Linked DNA regions of Mus musculus: all the other regions are linked to region 3. A link is a loop called in an ENCODE intact Hi-C map of the cell type or tissue named here. Cell type or tissue: gastrocnemius. All regions are shown on one strand. Region 1 has its middle 42 kb from the start of 1700061I17Rik. Region 2 holds the start of Gm52613 (a long non-coding RNA gene). Region 3 overlaps Frrs1 (ferric-chelate reductase 1). Region 4 has its middle 81 kb from the start of Plppr4.

What was found. Peaks named below come from ENCODE experiments on the same cell type or tissue, not always from the same donor. Only the 100,000 strongest peaks of a DNase experiment are listed, where the experiment ranks them.
Region 1: it touches region 3 in a loop (2.9-fold over the local background); 14 of 42 quality-filtered maps call a loop at or near these places.
Region 2: a loop joins it to region 3, with 2.3 times the contacts of the local background. A loop is called at or near these places in 9 of 42 quality-filtered maps.
Region 4: a loop joins it to region 3, with 7 times the contacts of the local background. A loop is called at or near these places in 28 of 42 quality-filtered maps.

The regions. Positions count from the first base shown.
Region 1 is chr3:117,118,107-117,122,106 of GRCm38, forward strand. No RefSeq gene overlaps it. Among named protein-coding and RNA genes, the nearest start is that of 1700061I17Rik, 42 kb to the left of the region's middle. In gastrocnemius, a CTCF peak has its summit at 2,476 (motif pointing right); DNase peaks (open chromatin) are centred at 2,126, 2,471 and 3,583.
Region 2 is chr3:116,964,813-116,968,812 of GRCm38, forward strand. Palmd (palmdelphin) reads right to left here. Exons shown (of 8, transcript NM_023245.3): 1 at 3,686-4,000. The coding sequence starts at 3,730. It overlaps Gm52613 (a long non-coding RNA gene), which reads left to right and starts at 2,210. Exons shown (of 2, transcript XR_003954544.1): 1 at 2,210-2,460; 2 at 2,914-3,204. 4930455H04Rik (RIKEN cDNA 4930455H04 gene) reads left to right here and starts at 3,455. Exons shown (of 3, transcript NR_040596.1): 1 at 3,455-3,787. In gastrocnemius, a CTCF peak has its summit at 1,633; DNase peaks (open chromatin) are centred at 1,603 and 3,994; H3K4me3 peaks cover 4,000 bases; H3K27ac peaks cover 4,000 bases.
Region 3 is chr3:116,902,209-116,906,208 of GRCm38, forward strand. Frrs1 (ferric-chelate reductase 1) reads left to right here. Exons shown (of 17, transcript NM_009146.3): 15 at 106-249; 16 at 722-783; 17 at 861-1,542. The coding sequence ends at 953. Among named protein-coding and RNA genes, the nearest start is that of Frrs1, 43 kb to the left of the region's middle. In gastrocnemius, a CTCF peak has its summit at 2,157 (motif pointing right); DNase peaks (open chromatin) are centred at 2,159 and 3,841; H3K4me3 peaks cover 482 bases; H3K27ac peaks cover 1,337 bases.
Region 4 is chr3:117,440,348-117,444,347 of GRCm38, forward strand. No RefSeq gene overlaps it. Among named protein-coding and RNA genes, the nearest start is that of Plppr4, 81 kb to the left of the region's middle. In gastrocnemius, no CTCF peak of the experiment used is centred here; a DNase peak (open chromatin) is centred at 1,754.

The DNA of each region.
Region 1 (4,000 bases), 220 kb after region 3:
TAGTGTCCAAGTCAGTTCTCAAACTGTGATTGTACTTGAAGACAGAATCTATATAGTATATTGTACTTGGAGACAGATCTTCGTGGAGATAAATAAGTTACAATGGGTATCTTCCTGTCTCTGTCTCCTGAGTGCTGAGATTAAAGGTAAGTGCCACCACCACCCAGCTCTAAAATTAGGATGTTAAAAAAAGTACTAATCATATTTGACGGAAGAATTCCTAAGAGAGTATGATAGAGACAGACATACAGAAGAGTGATCCCAGGAAAATGTGGAGAAGATGACAGCCTACCAGGCAGGGTAAGCCTGAGAAGACACCAACCTTACCAATACATGGACCCCAGAGTTATAGCCTCTGGGACTATGAGAAAATGCATTTCTGCAGTGTAAGCTATGTAGCCTGTCATAGCTTGTCATAGTACAACCATGGCTAGTTGAAACATTCACAACCATCACTATAGAAACTCAAAGACCAATCCTGTCTCTTCCGAGAGACTCTACGCATCCCAGACGCTGGTAATTGAAACTTCCCGCTCGTCAGTTTCGTTGTCATCTTGTGTTAAACTTTCCTCCTCGTCAGGTAGACAGAAGGGGGAGGGGGTGTTAGAGTGGGCACTGAATGATGGGCTTCTGATCATATGAACTCTGAATCTCTTCCTCCTGCCAGACCACTGCCGAGTAAGGGGCAGACACAGGACTGTGCAGTCACACATGTGCACCTGCGTGGATAAGGTGTGGGAGGCACCCAGGGCAGTCACACATGTGCACCTGCATGTATAAGGTGTGGGAGGTACCCAAGGCAGTCACACATGTGCACCTGCATGTATAAGGTGTGGGAGGCACCCAGGGCAGTCACACATGTGCACCTGCATGTATAAGGTGTGGGAGGCACCCAGGGCAGTCACACATGTGCACCTGCATGTATAAGGTGTGGGAGGCACCCAGGGCAGTCACACATGTGCACCTGCATGTATAAGGTGTGGGAGGCACCCAGGGCAGTCACACATGTGCACCTGCATGTATAAGGTGTGGGAGGCACCCAGGGCAGTCACACATGTGCACCTGCATGTATAAGGTGTGGGAGGCACCCAGGGCAGTCACACATGTGCACCTGCATGTATAAGGTGTGGGAGGCACCCAGGTATTGAACAAGTGTCAGAGTGCAGTGTGGTTAATAGCTTTTGGGACTAGATGAAACCTGACAGCTTCACAGTTCTGTTTGACCTTGAATGCTGTTCAGCTTCTCAGGCCTAGTGACAGACTCTACCTTCTTAGCATGTTCACAAGGACTGATGAGTTAGATCATTTGTCGGTTATGTAGTACTAGGGGGAGGGCTGAATCTACACTTTATAGCATCCTTGTGCAAGTTAGTGAAACAACACAACAGATTTGGTGGTTTTGGAGTTGCTTGTTTTGGAAATACGGTCTCACTCTGCAGCCCAGGGTTGGTCTTGAAAAGGCAGTCATCCTGATTGAAGTAATAAATGTAGTGCTGGGAAGTTGAGCAGGCATTAAACACATGTCTTGTTGTTCTAAGAATCTCGATAAGTGTTATGGCTATGCTCTCAAACAAGAGATTCAAGGTGCATGAACTGTATAGCTCTGGCAGGTCGGCCAGCTTCAAGGCTCCCAAACCCTCAGAGGGCAGAGAGGTCAGAGTACAATGTAGAGCTTCCAACTGCCGACCTTTGCCCATTCTACATCAGATGTTGCCTCACTTTGCCATAGAGATGAAACACGCTTCTGTCTTGCTCTTACCTCCCATACAGGGAAAACCAGGCTTCATACACCCTGGGGCATGAAGACTAGCAGAAGAAACCGGATGTCAGCAAGGCATTGGCAAAGGATCTATTATCATTGTTACACATGCGAAGGTGTTTCATTTTTCATAAGGTTGTGGTTGTAAGCCTTCGCAAGCAAATGACTAAGGAACGAATCTCTACTGGCTCCTTCCTGACTCTTCTGAATGTCTTCCCTGTGACCTCAGACAGCGGTCGTGAACTTGGAGGTCATCACCCCCTGGGGGGGGGTTGCATATCAGATATCCTGCTTGCTAGCATTAGGAAGGTTGAAAATCCGCTGCCTTGGAGCCTGCGTCTCCTTCTCAGCTCTTCTGTCCTGACTAAGTCCAGCATCTCCTCATCAACAGCAGAGAATGTGCATGACGCTCCCTCTACTCCCTGCATTCAGGGTTGCCCTGCCTCCAGCAGCCTTTCCACACCATGGCTGTCTGGCTTTGAATTTGTCTTTTGTTAGCACAATTTGGTCACTGAGTTAATTTTTATTCAAATCTCAGTGGCCCTAACACATCACACTGGTGTAATAGGGAATATACTGACAAGGCTGGAGATTTTTAAGTCACGTACACCGAATCCACACACATTGCAGCCCTCTCTTCAAGGGAATGCAGGATTCCAATGAGTCTGAGAATAACTGCAGAGGAAAAGCCTGAACTTCTCAAAAGAAACCAGATGGTGGCAGCATAGAATGCACAAGGAAGGCCAGGACCAACGGCAGCTTCCAAACATGAAACTACTAATTAGTGATGAGAACACCATCAGGAAAACCGGTTAAGAACATGCAGTTTAGTTCCAGAAATACCTGCTTTTGGCCTTGTTTCCATCCTCACTGGCGGCATGAACTTGGGCAAGCCGATTAATTTCTTTAAGCCTCATTTCCTCATCTACACAATGAGGATGACCATAATTACAGGAGTGTTTTGGGATTATGGGAGAAAATGTCTGTGATATGCTTAGTCTATGCCTAGGAAACAAGCAGTTCAGGGACAGGCAGGCAGACAGACAGATAGAGATATATATGATGAGTAGTTTTATGTCAATTTGACACAAGCTAACGTCATCTGAGAGGAGGCAACCTCAATTAAGAAAATGTCTCCATAAAATCAGGCTATAGGCAAGCCAGTAGGGCGTTTTCTTAATGAATTATTGATGGCAGAGGGTGCAGCCCATTATGAGTGGGGTGATTCATGGCCAGGTGTTCCTGGATTCTACAAGAAAGCAAGCCAGTAAGCCGCACTCCTTCACAACCTCTGCATCAGCTCCAGCCTCCAGCTTCCTGCCCCATTTTCCTGTCTTGGCATCCTTTGATGATGAACAGTGGTGTGGAAGTATAATCCCTCTCCGACTTGATTTTTGTCATGGTGTTTCATCACAGCATTAGTAGTCCTTTCCAAGACAGACAGATAGACAGACAGACAGACAGGTTTTTATTTTTACTTGAAACATTGTCTCCCCCGAACCTGGTGCTTTCTAACTGAGTTAGATTGACCGACCAGAAAATCTATTTCCACTTATCCACTGTTGTAATTACAAGCATATCCTGCTGCACTTGGCTTTTAAAGATTGTATTTTAAATTTTATTTTTAGTGTGTGTGTGTGTGTGTGTGTGTGTGTGTGTGTGTGTGTGCGCGCGTGTGCGTGCGCACATGCAGGCTTTCTGGCTTTCTGTGTATGGGCCTATGAGTGCTGATATCTACAGGGGCCAAAAGGTGGCACCAGATCCCTTGGAACTAGGGTTAGGGATGATTATTGCAAGCCACTTGATATGGGCGCTGGGAACCTAACTTGGGCCGTCTGCCAAAGCAGTAGGTGCTCCTAACTGCTGAATCGTTTCTGTCCCACCACTTCGTGACTTTTTGCAGTGTTCATGCTGAGGGTCAAAGTCACATCTTCATGATTGTGCAGTAAGCACTTTATTGACTGAGCCATTTACCCAGCCCTGAGCATTGCATTTTTCAGGAATAGTTGCTTAAACATTCCCTAAACTGAGCATGGATACCTAGGGCAAAGGAGGCTCATTGTCTAGAGAACTTAGAAATACTTCTAAATGCTAACTGAATTCAGTCTTCACTTCTCAATCACCATGCGCTGGCAATGCTAAACATTAAAAGTGATAAAATATTTTTCCTTATAGTAACTTGGTTCCTTTAAAAACTTGAGGATTTCATTATCAGCCAAGCATTTTAGATGGATGCTTCTG
Region 2 (4,000 bases), 63 kb after region 3:
TCCGCTTAAATGCATAAGACACAAAGGACAATCACAAGTTGAGGAAAAGTGTGAGCAAGCGGGTTGATAGGCACATCCGTAACTATCTAAAGCTAAGCCTTTCAGTGAGAAGCAACACACCAGCCAACCCACCGCCCCTCTTCTCCTAACCGGGTCCGTTCTCTGCAAATTGACGCTAGTTCTCAGACCTCATCACAACATTTCCCAGAAATGCCCTGCATTCACAAGTCTATAATCTCCAGATGTAGGAGCATTTCCACTGGAGTACTTCCATATTAAGTGCTGTATTTTCTAACATTCCCAGAGTAATGAAGATACGGCAACGTGTTTCCTGTGGAAGGGGAGGGGATCTTTCTGTTCTCTGGGACCCCACTCAGGACTCGGATTTTGTTCTTCACCACGGACTGTGCTTACTTCCAAAGAGTAGCTCTGTGGCGATCAGTGCCAGTGTGACCTGCGTTTCTCCACACCCCCCTCAAAATAATGGAGAATTTGGTATCACCATTTCCAGTAACACTAAATATCAATTTCATGCTGGGTGTGTTGGCGCCTTTAACCGCAGCACTTTGGAGGCAGAAGCAGGCAGATCTCTATGAGTTCAAGGTCAGCCTAGTCTACATGCTGAGTGCCAAGCCATCCATCCAGGGCTACATAGTGGGTAAACATTGATTTCAACAGCCCTTTGTCTGTATAAAAATTAGTTATTTGCTAAATGCATACTAGCTTGAAAATAGCCTCAAGAGACTCTTGAGGTTCCAAGTATAATATTTAGTCAATGCAAGGTTGCTCTGTTTTCGATTACAGCTGGGAATGGAACTCATTGACTAACGAGTACTTTGGTCATCAACTCAGGAAATGAGGAGTGGCTTTAGGGGTGGAGCAATGAAGGCAGAATGTGAAGGTAATTAATTAAAAGAGTCAATTTGGAGCATCCAGACTTTAATGTCCTCCTCAAAATAATCCTTTCTGAGTCCTTTCATAATTTGGCCCTCATTGTCTTTAAACCATTGAAAAAATTTGTGAATGATCTTAAAATAAAATTTACTGGTATGGGAAATGAATGGCGTCACCACAGGGTTACAGTAGTTTTATCGTAATGCTACTTGGTTCAGCCAAATTATATGAAGATGAATTTTTTTCAATTATTTGTAGTTAAAAGAACACCTTTTTAGTTACTTGAGACCCTGTGGAGTAAGAACAATATTTACAGCTTATTTCATTTTACTGCCAAAAGTTAGAGAATCATAATTTAATAATAATAAAAAAATCAAACAGCTCTTGCAGTGTTAATGTTTGTTGTTCTTGTCCTTTTACAGTGAAGTCTCTGTGTTGTTGAGTCTTGGTGTCTTAGGGAATTAACATCTTTGCCGTCATGGACATATATAAAAATTATTTCAGTGTAGGAGAGCAGTTAAAAGATTATCTCTGAGTTTTTGTAATTTTAATGCCTTTCAAAAAATGAGATAACTCTTGAAAGTTCCCTGGGTACGGTGTGTTTTCTTTTCCTAGGAAGAAAGAATAGCAGGGGTGGCTTCCTGGGCAAGGCCAGGGCGGAGTAAGCTGGCATTTCCCAGGGTGTGCAGGAGGAGAGTGGTTGTATTGTTTCCATGGACACGGAGGAACTACTCCATTTCCCCTCTAGGTGGTGACAAATGTGACTGAGCCCTGTGAGGTGCAGGCTTATGGAAATTCGTTCCTATAAACTTTTGCCAGTTTTTACCCTACAGGCTTTAAGCAAGAATTTTACTTTCAAGCTAAGTTTTGTGACTGTACCTCCAAGACTTAATTAACTCTAAAGGGATATGTTTGGGCTCGTGGGATAATTTTTAAAAGTTTATTAATTTTAACAGTGAAAGTATCTCTATATTCAGGAACCTGCCTACCTACTCAATTCCTTTTAAGGCATTTTGATCTTCTATATCTAATTGCACCTGAAGCCTCAGTGAAAATTCCTTGGCTTTCTGAATAACTCTCAGCCGCCATCTACTTGGACCATGCCCTAGTTCACTAAATGCTCTAAGCTGCAAACCACACTTAGCAAGACCTTAAAATAAGATGTTCCCCAGTTCAGTAGCAGAGACACAGAAGAAGGTGTCTGTGTGCATCACCGAGTCAACTGTTTCATTTGGTTATCCGGGAGGTAAAGCCGTGGGGAGAAATGGAACCTAGTTGTGAGCGACTCACACGGCCCAGTGAAGTAACCTTTAGCCAACAGCTGTAATGTGAAAGGGCCATGCCAAGAACAACAGAGCACAGTGGAGTTCCTGTCCCTTCTAGGAGGACAGCTGAAGCTGTGGCCGGATTTAACAACAAAACAAAACAAACAAAAATCCAGGCCAAGGTTTTTAAGATGAAAGGAAAAAATACAGTAATTAGAATTCAGAAATTAAAAAGTACTCTCTATAGAAAGGTGCCCAGGCTGCTTAGTGGACTCTTGGCTCCTTTTCACTGGTGAAGAAAGTAGGTTTTTATTTATCCTTTCTGGGTAGGAGGGAAAAAACCCCCGCTATATTCCCTTAGTGTGTGTGTGTGTGTGTGTGTGTGTGTGTGTGTGTGTGTATGCACAACAAAACCTAAATTAGGATTTGCTTAATTAATTGTGAGAATTTGAGGAGCAAAGAGTTGGATAACCTCCTATCTACCTTGATTTAGTGTCAGTTTTTCAGAAAGTAGTTACTTCTTTTTTGACGGTTAATTTCAGTGTCAGAAAATGTGACGCACAGGGGTGTGGATTTGCCAAGTTGCTTTTCCTTGCAAAAATGCTATCAAAAGTTACAGCTAATAACGATAGATGACCAGGTCAGGGACTTCCAGGTTATCGTCACATACAGCAGTTTGGAAGCAAATGAGAAAAAGAATGGTATCATTTAAGAAAAGTGACTCATTTCTTGCTTTGATTTTTTTTTTCCCCAGAACAAACATCAAGTGTACTACTTTTCTTCCCGGAATTAGGGAAATATTTTCCAAGTCCATCTTGTGCATGGCTCCTGTATTGAGACCTTATTCGGACTATGTCTGTCCTTCTGTACTGGAAAACTGATCTGCGAGAATTACTCTGATGCGTGCCTTCGCTACTTTTCTTCTGTTTTAATACTTCGCATATATATATATGCATACATACATACACCAAGCTTTGCTTTAATTCAGTTAGGTTTGTCTGGAATATACTTTGACACATGAATAAAAATGTTTCCGATTTTCTTCCTTTTGATCTACCTCTTTAAAAAAAAACTTTTGGGGGTTCTATTCATTGCTTTGAAAAGTTTTCCAGTTAGGCATCTATAAGAACATTTGTCCGATAGAAGGAATTTGAAGAAAAAACCCTAAACTTCAGATATCCACAGAAGGTGAGGAGAGTTTACAAACTATTTATAAAAACAAGCAAACAAGCAAACAACCCTTGATTATCGTTTAGAATGCAAACACCATCTGTAAATTCCAGAACCATTTCCCTGGATCTCAGGTTCTGAAGCCCCAGTGTCATGGAGGGTCACAAGGGTTAAGAGAAGCAGACCAGAGTCCACGAAGGCTTAGTTCTGTTTCTCTACTTGGAAGGCCTGGGAGACAAGGACAGCTAGCAACGTCGCCTGTGCCGGTGCCGGTGCCGGTGCCGGTGCCGGTGCCGGTGCCGGTGCCGTTTGTCTAAGCAACCACCTTACTGACTTAAAACTCTATGTAGACTTACAGTGATGGCCTGGAGTCTTCCCTTCACCAGCTCAGCTTCTTCCATTCTAGAAGTCAAGGACAGGCAGACGCTGAAGGAAGTCCAAAGCTACCATAAATCAAGGTGCGTCCTTGGAGAGGGGAGCTGGAGATGACAGAAGAGACACGGAGAGAAATCCGCTCTTTGCAGCAGGGAGAGAGGAAGAGAATTCCGAACTGTCAGGAGCGGAGCGGCTCAGAGCCCATGCACAGATGAGGCCAGACAGACACATGTAATGAGGGTGCACTGGGGAGGCAGACGCTGAGGCTGCTGGCACGAGTTGACTGACAAGTTTGA
Region 3 (4,000 bases):
GCACGTGCCACCACTGCCTGGCTATTTAATGTATTTTAATTGATGTAATTACACAATTATTACTTTTACTGGGCACTAAGTTTGAGCATTTCTCTTTCTACACAGTGGCAGCAATGTTCCTAGGAATGGATTTGCCAGGACTGAATCTTCCCAGTCCACAGAAGACCTACGCAATGATGGGCTTTGTGGTCTGGCACATCGGGACTGAGGTCATTCTGGAGATACATGCTTACCGTCTCTCTAGAAAAGGTAGCCTGCTTGGGAAGCACTGCTGCGAGGCTGGAGAGGTGGGGTGGGTGGTACAAGCACAAAGATCTGAGTTTGAGTCTCCAGCATCCACATAACGAGGCAGGCATGGCCATACGTGTCAGTAACCTGTGCTGTGTGGGAAGGGATTCAGGGAGGTTGCTGGGATCGTCTGGCTGCCAGCCCAGCTTGAAGTTCAGTGAGAGTCCATGACTGAAGGAAATAAGACAGAGTCCCCATGTGTGCCTGTGAGCTCGCACATGGCACAAGTGCAAATACACGCATTACACACCCACATGTGCATATGCACACACATGCCCCCAAGGTTCAGAAAGTTTGCAACATTTAGTAGCTTGAAATGGCCAAATCTATATCCTACAAGACTGGGGAGTGACAGGCCTCAGGTTTAATCTTGTTTTTGTGACAAGTTTATTTGCATGTCACCTTTCTTATAACCACACATTGTTCTTGACAGTTGAAATACTGGACAACGATAGGATTCAAATCCTTCAGTCACTGACTGTCGCAGAAGCAGAGGTGAGATTCTCTTCTCTTGCTTATCGACACAGACATTAGTGACGGTGCTTTTGGCTAAATCTCAGTTTTTATTTCAGGGTCATGTTTTTAAGAAGGTGGTGTTGGCCGTTTACATATGTGGGAATGTGATTTTTCTCTCGATATTCTTATCTGCAATCAACCACATATGAGCACAAAAAGACTTTTATTTTTTATTTTTTGTGGGCCTGGGTCATGATGATCATTAAAATGAGGAGAGACCTGAAGCTTGTGCCGACCACCTGCAGCACCTACTAAGTCCGAAGACCCATGGGCATCGCTATCGAGGAACGCTGAAGTCTGGGTTTCCCAGCTCACATTCAAGTGGGCTAAATAACCTGGGCCTTTATGTGTAATTCTGCATCCCTAAGGGAACATTGTACCTGAGATGACATGACTCTCAGCATCTCATGCCAGATTTAAAACTGTAAACTGGAATGGATAGCAGATGAAGACAATTATCTCAGGCAAAAAAAAAAAAAAAAAAAAAAAAGAAAGAAAGAAAGAAAGAAAGAAAGAAAAAAGAGAAAAGAAAGAATAAATGGAGATTGTGTCTTTGGGAATGAGACAGGTTTGGTGTAGCCCAGGCTGGCCTTTAACCAGTTGTATAACCAAAGATAACCCTGAACCTCTGATCTGCCTGCCTCTGTTTCCTGGGTGGTTTACAGGTGTGCACCACTATATCTGGTTTTAAGGGAACTGTAATTTTCATGACGATGCTGCTATGGTACTTTAAAGACTACATTTATGTTTGACTAGTTTATTTAAAAGATTTTGTCTTAGAGTTTAAAAAAAAATTACTACATTTTGATTTTATGCGCACACACACACAGACACACAGACACACACACACACAGACACACACACACACACACACACACACCAAACAAGTAAAACCTACAAGAAAAAAAACTAAACACGTTTTCCGACCAGCAGTTAGGAGATTTTCTCCTTTGTGTTCAGTATTTCTGTCTAAAGGTAGCTGTTGATTTATTCAGTGGGCATTTCCTTAACATGTAGTTATATTACGGATACTATATTTCCTTTAGCAGTTAAATGCAGGTAGGTGCCCCTGATTAGAGATCTCATTTATTTTTCCTTTGTGGAGCTGAAACGACATCTTATGTCCTGTTTCAGCCGTGAGATCAGTCCTTATAGGAGCTAGAACAAAGCTGCGAATCTCTCAGTTGCTAAACCTCACCCTTGTGAACGGATCCAGCAAGTGTTCTTGTCTCTTGAAGATACACTAACATGGATGGGTTCCTTTGGAAGACATCCCTGGTGCTCTAGTGACAGCACAGGCCGTGTGTTTCCTCCTACTCCGTATTTTCTATCTCTGCTGTGAGGACTTACAGCCAGTGGGTGGCGCTGTAATACCGGAGGACTCATTTGTTCTGTTGCCACTAAGTGTTTTTATTATGGGACTATTTCCTTACATCATATGCTCTGAATTCTCTCTCTCTCTCTCTCTCTCTCTCTCTCTCTCTCTCTCCCTCCCTCCCTCCCTCCCTCTCCCTCTCCCTCTCCCTCTCCCTCTCCCTCTCCCTCTCTCTCTCTCTCTCTCTCTCTCTCTCTCTCTCTCTGTAATAGGTGCTAGAAACTTAATGACTGGTGTTAATACTTTCTGACTTAACTTTTATTTGTTTTCTTTGATTATTTATAATGACTGTTTGATATTTTCTTTTGTATCCTTCTGACCCTGCTGCAAATGAAGATAATTTTCTTAGGCAAAGGAAACAAGCAAAATAATTGGTAGAATATATTTTATTTTTCAGATACTTTTTCAGCTGATGATATCATTTCTGCTTGGCCCCAGAACCCCATCTTCATCTCTGAGTAATGACCCCAGCTCCATGCTTTTATTTCTAACCAATAAAGTGAAAACGTTCTGATTTTCTCTACATAGATTTTAGCTAAAAATAGCACAGGGTTCAGGTAGGAATTTCCTGTGCTCATGGTCAATGAATGGCACATTACGGTTTATACTATCCCTTGAGAATGAATTTATTTCAAAAGAAAAAGGTCTGGAGATGTGGCTCAGTGGCACCGTGCTTGAGCAGAGTGTGTGAAGCCATGCCTCCATCCTCACACTGGAGAAATGACACAGCAACAATTTAAATCTATATGAAAAAAATTTCTTTCAGTTTTCCATTGTAAGCCACTAAAGGCTAAAACATATGTCTTAACCAGTCCTGTTCAATAACAGACAAGGAAAAGTTCTTTTCAGGAAAGGGTTTCCACCTTTTTTGTTAAGGTTTGCTTAGGTACAGTTTGCAGATAGGTGAACTTGCTGGACTTCTGATGCCAAGGGCAATATAATGCATTTTTCAAAAGAAAAATTTTTTTTATTAGTCCTTTAAGATGGAGGTGTACCCTCTCAGAGGTGAAGGGGAGATGGGATGAGAGGAGGAACCCTGTGAGGAGAGGCTTGGGGGGGGGGAGCAGCATTTGGGATGTAAATACATAAATTAAATTGAAGAAAAAGGATTTTACATAACGGACAGCTGGGTGTGGATCCCAGATCTTGGGAGGCAGAGGCAGGAGGATCTCTGTGTGTTCAAGGCCAATCTGGTCTATAAGAGAGTTTCAGGACAGCCAGGGCTGTTACACACAGAAGCCCTGTCTTGGAAAAAGACAACCATAAAGAGAAAAAAGAGTTTCATATAATGTATTTTGATCATATTCACCTCAGTTCCACCCACACCTCCCCTAACTTCCCTAATTCCAAACTGTATGCCATATTATCATTATTTTTTAAAAACAATTTATGCTGTCTACACTCTCTGGGTTTCCGGCTGTCCTCCAAGGAGCAAGGTCAATTTTTTCCAAGCCACACCCTCCCAAAGAAAATGGACTCACTCCCATGAGAAGCCATCAACTGTCCTTAGGTCCTCAGGTAGGGGTGGGGTTAGAGACCCCTTCCCACTCCACGCTAGAATGTGGATTAGCTTGGCCTTGCCCAGGCGTTACGCAGGCAGCCACAGTGGCTGTGAGCTCACAGTGAAGAGATCCTGCCAGCTCCCGAAACAGTTTCCACCCTGTGCCTTTCTTTCCAGCCTCTGGCGCTCTTACAGGCTCTGCGTCTCCTCTGACGCGGTCCCCGGGCTTTGGGAAAGGGTGTGATATAGATGCCGGACTCGTGACTCATCACTGCACAGATGCTTTGACCGGCTGTGAGTTCCTGCACAGCATCTTTTTT
Region 4 (4,000 bases), 540 kb after region 3:
TAGTGGACAAAGTGATGTGTGTTCACTTTGGAACACTCCCATTCCCATGTACATCTTGTTTTCTGATTGTCAATTACTTGGGTGATTACTCTGTTCATGTCTGTCTTGTCTAGTAGTAAGGGAAGGCTTTAGTGACCGAGCACAATCAGCTGCTAACAGAACCCTTTCTCCCCTCCCCCTCCCGAGCACAATCAGCTGATAACAGAACCCTTTCTCCCCTCCCCCTCCCGAGCACAATCAGCTGATAACAGAACCCTTTCTCCCCTCCCCCTCTTTTCTTCTAGTCCCCTCCTTCCTCACCTCTCCATTATCTCCAGAAGATTTGTGTAAGCTTCTGGTGTGGTTTTTCACATTTTACCTTTATCCACAAAACATATAAAGTGCTGTAAGCAAGGGCAAAGAGAGCACAACTAGCAGGGTGCAGGGCAGGGTGGTACACCCCTTTAATGCCAGGGCACTAGAGGCAGAGGCAGGCTGACCTCTGTGAATTTGAGGCCAGTTCAGTGTAAGTAGTGAGTTTCAGGACAACCAGGACTATGTAGAGACACCTTGTCTCAAAAATAGGATAGGATAGGATAGGATAGGATAGGATAGGATAGGATAGGACAGGACAGGACAGGACAGGACAGGACAGGACAGGACAGGACAGGACAGGACAGAACAGAACAGAACAGAATAGAAAAGAAAAGAAAAACAGAAAAAAGTTAAACAACAACAACAACAAGCAAAGGAACAACAACAAGAACAAGAAGCATGGGCTTTGAAGCCATGGCGTTTCTTAAGTTCTGAGCTTGTGCTGATAGAGCTCTTAAGAACTGTGGTCTCCATACATGTAAGATGAGTAACAAAGCTGCTGCATGATGCAGTTACAGAAATTAGTGTATTCTCACTACTGCTTTTTTTTTTCCAAATCATCTTTGTTTACCATTGGCAAGCATCTGCTATGTGATGTGGTTATGCACATAAATAAGACACGGAGCTGGCTCTCAAGTAGACTTGTGTCTGAGTTCAAAACAGAGATGCATGATCAAATTAGAGGTTTGGGTAGTCCACAGGCACAGAAAGCAGTAAGAACTGGATCTTGTTTTGCTGGAAGAGGATGAAGGATAAAGAGGCGGCATGTTTGTATTCTTGTTCCATACCCTAACACACTTCCCAGGCTACAGCTTGTCTCTTCTCAGTCAACAAATGTGATTTGGGGCTTGTCTTTTAATCTCTCTGTGCCTCAGTAGTAGCAGTGGTAGCCAAAGTTTACAAATCACTTAATACATCACAGACTTTCTTCTCACTGCTTTTACTTGGCTTAGTTCTCTTACTCCTTACAACAATCACAGTTCAAGAAGAGGAGCTAAGGATGGCTAAAAGAGACAGCAACAGTGACTATGTTGTCTGATGGTGCCGAAATAATAAAAACATCCGACCTGGAACTCAAACCCTGACAATCGAGCTCCACAGTCATGTCCTTCAGCAGACCTGAGTTTAGCACGTTCACAACGACAGCAATGACAATAGCTGTATGGCTACCATCTCACACATGACATCATCTGCTATAAAGGATGCTTCTGTAAACTTGGCTGTTAACATTATCAACCAACTGCAGTTATTGAAAATATCTGCTTACTTGATTTTTGAAATCTAATTAGTGCTCTGGGGAATATTTCAAATTCTTGTCTCTCTGGTTTTCACCAAGAGATGTAGGCAGATCACTAGCAGCAGGCAGAGCTTTGGTCTGGTATGAGCCCTCTTGTGGAAAAACGTAAGAATTCAGGGCAGCGGCTTTACCTGACTAAGGATTGTGGGAGAGAATCTTTTCAATTTCAATGCAAAGAAATCTGGCTACTAATAATCTGGCATCATCTACAGTTTCACTGAACACAGAAAACATTTCATCGATGACTTGGAATATAAAATTAGACAGGTAAAATGCTCAGTGCTACAAACATTAAAAAGCAAGACCACCAGGCAACGGAAATATATTTATAAGCTGCAGCCAAGCAGTTTGCATGCCTCCAAAGATAACCTAAATCAAGCAATTACATTACAAGGAAATTTCAGAGGTAAAAATGCTGGTTACCTAAAGAAAACAATTCAACATTAGCATTTTGTATGACATAACAATAATAGGCTTTACATTGCATCATTTATTTGTGTTTTTTAAAAAGGCAAGTTTGATTAAGGGATTAACCTTGGACAACGAACCCTCAAAAAACACCTCAAATGTGCTGAAATGTTGAGAGGCTCTTAAATTAATTAAAAGTAGGAACTGATTAAATATTAGCATCTGGATGAATCATTTATTGGGAGATCCTATTGTGAGAGTTTAATGCATGTCTTGTATTGGTGAATGATTCCCCTGGTGACAGATATTTACTTCTTTGCCTCTAACACTGTCTGGTTTGGTGTTGCAGAAATGTACATAGTAGGACTTTTTCTCTACTTTCCTTTATAAAAATAGTGCTGCTATTTACTCTCACAGTGAGGTACACCTGCATTTTCTGTCTCTTTCTTTTGAATCAGAAATGCACTTAGCCACGTGGTTTCTTCTTATTCTTTGCCCATTCCCAATATGAAAAGGGTATGTATGAATAATAATAGTTCCTATGTGAAAATACCCATCAAAAGCTCCTTCAATTACGAGCTTCCTATTTAAGAAATTTCCAAGCCGCATCAGTTGAACTTGGAAGAGCTTAGCATATTAGCTTCTAATCAAGATGGCAGTCTGCAGAAGAAGAAATCAGAGAAACTAAGGTGCTCCTGAGCCTAGAACAGAGATAGAACCCAGATGTGCCCAGGTCATTGATGATTTCCCAGCCATATCCATTGACTCAGATGGTGCCATGGTAGAGGAGTCACCCAAGCAGGGTGCTGCCCAGTTTGAAATGGGATTTGAGGAGGCTTGGTGGGTATGAGTTGAGTTTCCTTCCTGCTTCCAGGAACCTTCCCAATGTTTCCTACTTTGTAGTAACTCTGAAATAGTTTACAGAAGAATTCTGGAGCTAACATCAATTTGACTTACACTTTGCTTACACAGGCAAGTCTCTGACTAGAAAGAGATAGAAGTTCCCTACAGTGGCCTTGTTGACCATCATCTTGATTACTGTCAATCTTGTTATCCTTTACTTCAGTCCCTTTTGGAGTGTTCATATAGTCTCTCTCTCTCTCTCTCTCTCTCTCTCTCTCTCTCTCTCTCTCTCCCTCCCTCCCTCCCTTTCTCTCTCTGTCTCTTTGTCTCTCTCTCTCTGTCTCTCTCTCTGTCTCTCTATCTCTTTCTTTCTTTCTTTCTTCCTTTCTTTCTTTCTTTCTTTCTTTCTTTCTTTCTTTCTTTCTTTCTTTCTTTCTTTCTTTCTACAGCACTTTTGGTTGGGCCCATGCTTCTTCCAGATGCAAGCCAAATAATGAAGAAGTTGGATAATAAAAAAAAATAAACAATTAAAGTCCAACAGAAAAGTGTTAATTAATCACCTGGACATTAATTAGCTGCAACTCCTGGAGTGTCTAAAAGTTCTCTTCTCACAGAATCTGATTCATCTGTTCACTTGCTGGACATAGTTTAATTTTTGTGTGTGTGTGAGAATTAGCTACCAAAATCTGCAGCAGAATTCCATGCTGGTTAAGAGCTGTTCCAGAGAACTAATGGATCAATTCAAGATAGAGTGTTCCAAAGCAGCACAAACAAGAGGGCCAAACATGATTTTTAGGTTTGTCTCAGCCACATACATTATTTCATTCAGAAGCTTACTGTAAGTAATATGGGGGAGAACATTTTTCATGGGATGAGTGTAGAGGCACAATCTGAGTCTTCCTTTTTATTTAAAATTTTTATTGGCTATTTTATTTATTTACATTTCAAATGTTATCCCCTTTCCTGCTAACCGCCCTATCCCATCTTCCCTCTCCCTCTTCTATGAGGTTGATCCCCCACCAACCCACCCACTCCCACTTCCTGGCCCTGGCATTCCCCTACACTGGGGCATCAAGTCTTTACAAGGCCAAGGGCCTC